2 separate regions of the Homo sapiens genome follow, and region 1 is linked to region 2. Evidence: chromatin contacts called from ENCODE Hi-C or POLR2A ChIA-PET data. All regions are on one chromosome and are shown on one strand. The core of a region is the stretch at or near the end of the contact, and the rest is flanking DNA. Distances in the headings are between cores, read along the strand shown. Region 1 holds the start of NDUFA3 (NADH:ubiquinone oxidoreductase subunit A3). Region 2 holds the start of BICRA-AS2 (BICRA antisense RNA 2).

Region 1 (3,830 bases), core at 99-2,598, 6.5 Mb after region 2:
TTATGTGCCAGGCTCTTGGTGTGATACTGTGTTAGATAGATAGATAGATAAAAATTAGCCCCTCTAGGCCGGGCGCGGTTGTTCACGCCTGTAATCCCAGCACTTTGGGAGGCCAAGGCGGGTGGATCACCTGAGGTCGGGAAGTTCGAGACCAGCCTGACCAACATGGAGAAACCCCCGTCTCTCCTAAAAAAGAAAAATTAGCCGGCTGTGGAGGCGCGCGCCTGTAATCCCAGCTATTCAGGAGGCTGAGGCAGGAGAATCGCTTGAACTCGGGAGTCGGAGGTTGCTGTGAGCCGAGATCGCGCCATTGCACTCCAGCCTGGGCGACAGAGCTAGACTCAATCTCAGAAGAAAAAAAAAAAAATTAGAACCTATTACGTGCCAGACCCTCGCTGTGCCATGTTGGCAGGCACAGAGGGAACTCAGACTCCGTTACTGCTCTCAAGCAGCAGCTACCAGTCCGACTGAAAGACCAAGACCAGGTCAGTTTCTTTTTTTTTGAGACGGAGTCTCGCTCTGTCGCCCAGGCTGGAGTGCAGTGGTGTGATCTCGGCTCACTGCAAGCTCCGCCTCCCGGGTTCACGCCATTCTCCTGCCTTAGCCTCCCCAGTAGCTGGGACTACGGGCGCCCACCACCACGCCCGGCTAATTTGTGTTGTATTTTTAAGTAGAGACAGGGTTTCACCATGTTAGCCAGGATGGTCTAGATCTCCTGACCTCGTGATCCGCCCGCCTCGGCCTCCCAAAGTGCTGGGATTACAGGCGTGAGCCACCGCGCCTGGCCCAGACCAGGTCAGTTTCTTAAGTGATCTGAGCTATAATGGCGGTAACAGAGCACTGTGAGAGCCCGCAGAAAGCTCCTAACCCATCTGGGATGAGACCTAGCGCTTCCAGGACGAGCCGATGTTGAGCTGAGACCTCGAAGGACAGGTTAGTCATTCACCTTCTCCCGGGCTCAGTTTCTTCGTCTGTAAAATGGGCTTTCATACATAAACTATAAAATGGGGACTATTTTGTTCCGCCTTAGGTGGGTCGCAGCAGGAGGACTAGTCACTCCGGAGCGACTTCTAGGCTGAGACTAAGGAGATTCCACGCAGGTCCGCAAAGTCAGGCTTGCGCTTGCTCCTGACACCACTTCCTTTACCTCCACGGCTCCATCTTTGTTCTGCGCGAGTGCGCACGCGCAGGCTCCGAAAGCGGGCCGTCGCACAGAGGGACCACAACTCCCAGAGTGCTCCGCGTCCTTGCTTTCGCCTCTACTTGTGCTCCAGGGCGCACGCGCAGCCCTGGGAGCGGGTTCTCGCGCATAGGGACCACAACTCCCAGGGTGCTCCGCGTCCTCGCCGCTGTCGCCGCCGCGGAGACAAAGATGGCTGCGAGTAAGTGCAGGTGCCGGTGGCGCACGGGGCTCGGGTAGTTCTGGGAACCTCTGGGCGGTCCTGGGACTGAGGTGCGGCAGGGCAGGGGTGGAAGCGATGGGGTCCGTGCTGGAGGGGAACGCAGAAGTCACGAGGGGGCTCCTCCAGGGCAGGGGTGGCACGAGAGGGTTAGAGGTCACCGGGGGCAGCTACTTGCAGGGGTGACGCTTCTTGCCACCCCTTCAGGAGTCGGCGCCTTCCTCAAGAATGCCTGGGACAAGGAGCCAGTGCTGGTCGTGTCCTTCGTCGTCGGGGGCCTCGGTGCGTGAGTGCTCCAGGCGCAAACTTGCATCGTCCACCCCCGTCCCCCTACATCCCTCCATCTTGTACCCCTAAAGCCCTATCGCCGCCCTCGGGTCCCCTCTAGTGTGTCTGCACCCCCACGGCATCCCCTTATCTATCCCCATACCCATTATAACCTCTCCACCATCGCCCCCCGCGTTCCTCTCCACCTACCCAATACGCTCTTAACCCCTCTAAATGAGACGTTCTCAACCCTGCTTATGCCTTAACACCTGAGCACCAAAAAAAAGTCCAGATCCTCCTCCTCCTTTTCATCTTTCCTCTCCCCCATTCTGAATTGAGTTGGCTTGGGTGGAGGTGGGACTGGGGAATCTGTGTCTTGTGAAAATCCCCGTATGATCCCAATGTGCCTTGCTGATTGAAAATCTCTGCCCTCTGCCCTGGAACTGCCCTACTCACACTTTAATTAGCACCGGAGTTCCTGCAGGGATGGGGGCGGGGGATTGTTAAAATGTAGCTTTTTTTTTTGCGATGGAGTCTCACTCTCACCCAGGCTGAAGTGCAGTGGCGCGATCCCGGCTCACTGCAACCTCGGCCTCCTGGGTTCAAGGGATTCTCCTGCCTCAGCCTCCCGAGTAGCTGGGATTACAGGCGCCCAGCTAATTTTTTGTTTTTGTTTTTGAGACTGAGTCTCGCTCTGTCGCCCAGGCTGGAGTGCAGTGGCGCGATCTCGGTTCAGTGCAAGCCCCGCCTTCCGGGTTCACGCCATTCTCCTGCCTCAGCCTCCCGAGTAGCTGGGACTACAGGCGCCCGCCCCCATGCCCGGCTAATTTTTTGTATGTTCAATAGAGACGGGGTTTCACCGTGTTAGCCAGGATGGTCTCGATCTCCTAACCTCGTGATCCTCCCAACTCGGTCTCCCAAAGTGCTGGGATTACAGGCGTGAGCCACCGCGCCCGGCCAGCTTTTTTTTTTTTTTTTTTTTGAGATGGCGTCTCGCTCTGTCTTCCAGGCTACAGTGCAATGGTTTGATCATGGCTCACTGCAACCTCCGCCTCTAGGGTTCAAGTGATTCTCCTGCCTCCGCCTCCCAAGTAGCTGGGATTACAGGCGAGCACCACCACGCCCGGCTAATTTTTGTATTTTTAGTAGAGACAAGGTTTCACCATGTTGGCCAGGCTGGTCTTGAACTCCTGACCGCAAGTGATCTGCCTTCCCAAAGTGCTGGGATTACAGGGGTGAGCCACTGCGCCCGGCCAAACTGTAGGTTCTGATTCTGTAGGTCTGGGGTGGGGCATGGGATTCTGCATTTTTGAAGAGTTCCCAGGTCTTGTCAGTACTGCTGGTCCACCAGCCAGGCACTAGGTTAAGGTTCTGAACACTTATTCAGTATGGCAGCCACCAGCCACAACTGGCCACTGAGCATTTGAAGTGGTGCTGGTATGAATTGAGGTGGTATAAGACACTGGATTTCAAAAACTTAGTATAACAGAGTGTGTAAACTACCAATAATCTTTTGTTGATTACATGGCGAAGTGATGTTTTGGATGTACTATGGTTTTTTTTGTTTGTTTGTTTTTGTTTTTTTGAGACGGAGTTTCGCTTTTGTCCAGGCTAGAGTGCAATGGCCTGATCTCGGCTCACTGCAACCTCCGCCTCCCGGGTTCAAGCGATTCTCCTGTCTCAGCCTCCTTAGTAGCTGGGATTACAGGCGCATGCCACTACACCTGGCTGTTTTTGTATTTTCAGTAGAGACGGGGTTTCATCATATTGGTCAGGCTGGTCTCGAACTCCTGACCTCAGGTGATCCACCCGTCTCAGCCTCCTAAAGTCCTGGGATTATAGGCATGAGCCACCTCGCCCATCCAAGTATGTTTCTTAAAATTTGTTTCATCTGTATCTCTTATTTTTACTGTAGCTACTAGAAGATATAAAATTATATACCTGGCTCTTACCATCTGTCAGACAGCACTGGCCTAGAACATTCCTTTTATGAACTGTACCCCATCCCCCAGGACTCCTGGCTCCCACCCTAAATGGACTGTGGTCAGTGACTGTTGTTTGTGCAACCCTTTCTCCTCCAGTTTGTAAGGCTTTTTTTTTTTTTTTTTTTTTGGTGATGGAGTCTCTCTCTGTTGCCCAGGCTGGAGTGCAATGGCACAATCT
Region 2 (3,665 bases), core at 689-3,188:
ACATTTTCTTTATCCAATCCACTGTTGGTGGGCACCTGAGTTGATTCCATGTCTTTGCTATTGTAAATAGCATTGCGGTGAACACCACTGTACTAAGTTATAGATCTATCATGCTTTTATGTTTGGGACATTGCATAAGGTATTCACTTGTGGAACTGATAACTTCCTGTTTACTTACTAATGATAACGGCCAGCATTTATATGGCACTTCCTCTCAGGTGCAGCTCTCCCTAGCTCATTCTTCCTCATGACCCTATGAAATGAGGCCTATTATTATCAGCATGTTAAAGATGAGGACACACAGAGGTGAGGTAATTTGTCCACTGTCACACAGCAAGAAAGTGGCAAAGGCAGGATATGAACCAGGGGCTGACTGGTTTCAGTCAGGGCCCTTACCCTCTGTGGTCTCTCAAAATTAATTTCTTCTTCTTCTTTTTTTTTTTGAGACAGGGTCTTGCTGTCTCCCAGACTGGAGTGCAGTGGCATGACTATGGGGAACTACAACCTCGACTTCCTGGACTCAAGCGATCCTCCTGCCTCAGCCTCCCAAGTAGCTGGGAGTACAAGCACACACCACCATGCTGGGCTAATTTTTGTTTGGACAGGGTCTCGCTATGTTGCCCAGGCTGGATAAATTATTATTATTATTACTATTTTTGAGACAGAGTTTCCCTCTTGTCGCCCAGGCTGGAGTGCAATGGTGTGATCTCGGCTCACTGCAACCTCTGCCTTCCGGATTCAAGCGATTCTCCTGCCTCAGCCTCCCAAGCAGCTGGGATTACAGGCGTGCACCACCACACCCAGCTAAGTTTTGTATTATTAGTAGAGAAGGGGTTTCACCATGTTGGCCAGGCTGGTCTCGAACTCCTGACCTCAGGTGATCTACCCTCCTCGGCCTCCCAAAGTGTTGGGATTACAGGTGTGAGCCACTGCGCCTGGCCGATAAATTATAAAAAAAAAAAATACGTTGAAGTAAATATTATGGGTAGTACCGCCAAGATACTAGAACACATGTTAAGGCTTAAAAAAACAGAGGCCGGGCACTTTGGGAGGCCGAGAATAGCTTGAACCCAGGGGACGGAGGTTGCGGTGAGCCTAGATCGTGCCACTGCACTCCAGCCTGGGCGAAAGAGCGAAACTCCGTCTCAAAACAAAACAAAATATAACACAACAACAACAAAATCACAATCTGTCTCGATTACTCATTTATTCAACCCGCATTCACCTACTGTGTGCACGAGCTTTTCTAGGGCACTGGGGAGGCAGAAGGGACTAAAACAAAGTATAAATCTCCCTGGGCTGCAAGCATCGGGAGGGCAGGTCCGGGGGCTCTGTGTCCCCACTGGGCCCCCAGCACTGCGCAGCGCACACAGTGGGCGCTCACCAAGCGCTCGCTAAGGGCAACGCGTGAATCCGTGTCCCGCCAGCAGGGCGTTTACGGCCTGGTGGGGCGGAAACGGACCCGACACCACCGCGGCGTCCTGGGGCTTCTGGGAATCCCATCAGCGCGGCCAGAGCGGCCGGGGACAGGCTCCGAGGCAGGCCCGACCCGCCTCCCCGGCGCCGCCGTGGCTCGACGGAGACCAGCTAGGGTGAGTGATCGAGCCACGCCTGGGGTCCCGGCCTGTCACCCCGAAGTCCCCGCCGCCTTCCACCCTGTCAGGCTCCAACTCTGGGCTCCGGCGCGGTCCCACCTCCGGGGGGAACTCCCCTCCATCCCCTCCATTTCCTTCATCCTCGACTCCCGCTATCTTTTCGGACCTGCGGCGCTCCCCCTGGACGCGTCCTCCCGCCGGACGACCGTCCTCCGCCTCAGGGGACGCGCCCAGGACGCACGGCGCCCCCTCCCCAGCCGGACCGGCGGTCTGGGAGCGCGGATCCCTTCAGCTCCCCCGCGCCCCAGCATCCGGATCAGGGCTCGAGGCAGTCGACAAACTACACCCGAGCTCGAGCAGGCGCGCCCCTGAACCCCCGGGACTGGGGCTGGGGGCGGGGGCGGCGCCGGCGCGGAGGGCCCAGTCCCCGGACGTCCGCAGCCTCCCATTGGCTCCGGGTCCCGCCGCTCGGCCTGGCGGGGCCGGGGCTGGTCCGCCCGGACGCGGGGCGGGGATTCCTGAAGCCCCTCCTCCGGCGAGGGCGGAGGGAAGAGGAGGAGGAGGAGGAGGAGGAAGGGGGTGGGGGGCGGAACACAAAACCTGAGAGGTTTTTTTTTTTTTTTTTCCGTTTGCATTTAATTAAAAAAAATTTTTTTTTTTTTTGCATACCCGAGGGGCGCTCCCCGGAACGGGCGCGGGCCCGGGGCGCGCGGGCCTGGGCGCGGGGCGGCGGCGGGGGCCCGGCAGCGGCTGCCGAGCGGCCGCCATGCGATCAGGCAGTGCGCTGACCGGCCCGGCCGGCCGGCCCCTTCTGGGTCCTCCCTTTGCAGCCCGTGCGGGGCCGTCTCGGAGACCCCGCGCCGACGGCTGCTCAAACATCAGGGTGAGTTTCTCACAATGTAGCAATTTCTCTTTAAATCTCTTAACTCTCTCTACCTGCGAGTCGGGGCTGTGACAGGGCGCAAAAGCGAGGGGGGAGTGGGGGTTGGCGGCGAGGGTGTGTGTGGGGGGAGCCGGAGCCGGGGCCGAACCCACCCCCGCGACACTCTCACACTCAGCCCCCCAGCCGGGGCGCAGCGCCCGCTGCCTCCTTTTTTTTTTTTTTTTTTTTTTCCTGCTCGGCGCCCACCGCCACCGGCACCCCCAGCCCCGCGTCTCTTCCACCACCGCCGCCGCCCCGATCCTATGGGGACCCCCCCCCAACCGGCTTCCCTGCCCAGACCCGGCGCCCAGTGCCTCCCCGGCCCTCCCGCCGGCTGCCGGGGATACAATGGAGCGGCGGAGAGAGGAGACCTAACGTTCCACGGGGGGAGGGGCGCGGAGACCCCCTCCCCGTCCCGGCCCCCTCCCCTCGCCCCGCTCCCCGCCTTTCGGGGAAGGCGAAGGCCACCGGGCAGCGGGCGGTGATCTCCCGGCCGGAGGCGGAGAGCCTGCATCTCCCCGCCTCGCTCGGCCCCTGCGCCCCCTCCCCAAATCCCTCCCGTGGGTGTCGCGGACAGTGGGGGGCCCTGGAAAGCTGGGGAGGGATGGATGGGGAAGGAGGCCACCGGGGCTCCCCCCTTCGCACCGCCCCTAAACAATGAAAGGAGTTGACTTGACCCCCAGCCCCCGGCAATAGAGGGAGGTGACCCCCTCCCCCACCCCCAGCTGAGGCTCATCCCGGAGGGGGCCGTTACGGGGGTGGGGGGGGTGAGCGCCTCCTGTCACTTCCCGAGGTTCGGGGCGGCCCCCCATCTCCTACCCCTCGGCCTGGGAACGGGAGGCACCAGGCCCGGCCGGGGCACCGCGCTCGGGTGGTGACCTTTAGACAAAGGCAGCCCTTTCCCCGGGGTGAGCCCGGACGAGCTGGGCCTGCGGCCTCCCCGGGCCCCTGCGGAGGGCAGCCAGGCCGCGGGCACCCGGAGGGAGGGATGGAGGAGGAGGGAGGAGGGATGGAGCCATCTGGTTTTCCCATCCCTGGCTGCCCCTCGTCTGCTTCCCCGACTCCTGTCACGGGCGGCCGCGGGGAGACGAGGGACCAGGGGCTGCTTGGGCCTTGGTGCGCGGCCAGCCGGGAGGACCGGGCAAGGA

The links. A loop is a pair of places that touch in the nucleus more often than their neighbours do. ChIA-PET counts read pairs that join two places held with the same protein, here RNA polymerase II (POLR2A). Pooled maps may share reads with other maps.
Region 1: a pooled map shows a loop between it and region 2 (4-fold over the local background). The contact joins the promoter of NDUFA3 here to the promoter of BICRA-AS2 in region 2. A Hi-C loop is called at or near these places in 1 of 50 pooled maps. POLR2A ChIA-PET finds 5 or more read pairs at or near these places in 2 of 52 experiments (activated CD8-positive, alpha-beta memory T cell and activated naive CD8-positive, alpha-beta T cell).

What each region holds. Positions count from the first base shown.
Region 1 is chr19:54,101,507-54,105,336 of GRCh38, forward strand. NDUFA3 (NADH:ubiquinone oxidoreductase subunit A3) reads left to right here and starts at 1,349. Exons shown (of 4, transcript NM_004542.4): 1 at 1,349-1,382; 2 at 1,608-1,682. The coding sequence starts at 1,373. RefSeq lists an enhancer at 1,138-2,114.
Region 2 is chr19:47,606,691-47,610,355 of GRCh38, forward strand. It overlaps BICRA-AS2 (BICRA antisense RNA 2), which reads right to left and starts at 1,939. Exons shown (of 1, transcript NR_186352.1): 1 at 1,183-1,939. It overlaps BICRA (BRD4 interacting chromatin remodeling complex associated protein), which reads left to right and starts at 2,444. Exons shown (of 15, transcript NM_001394372.1): 1 at 2,444-2,478. RefSeq lists silencers at 1,449-1,528, 1,599-1,648, 1,699-1,778, 1,839-2,218, 2,329-2,378 and 4 more.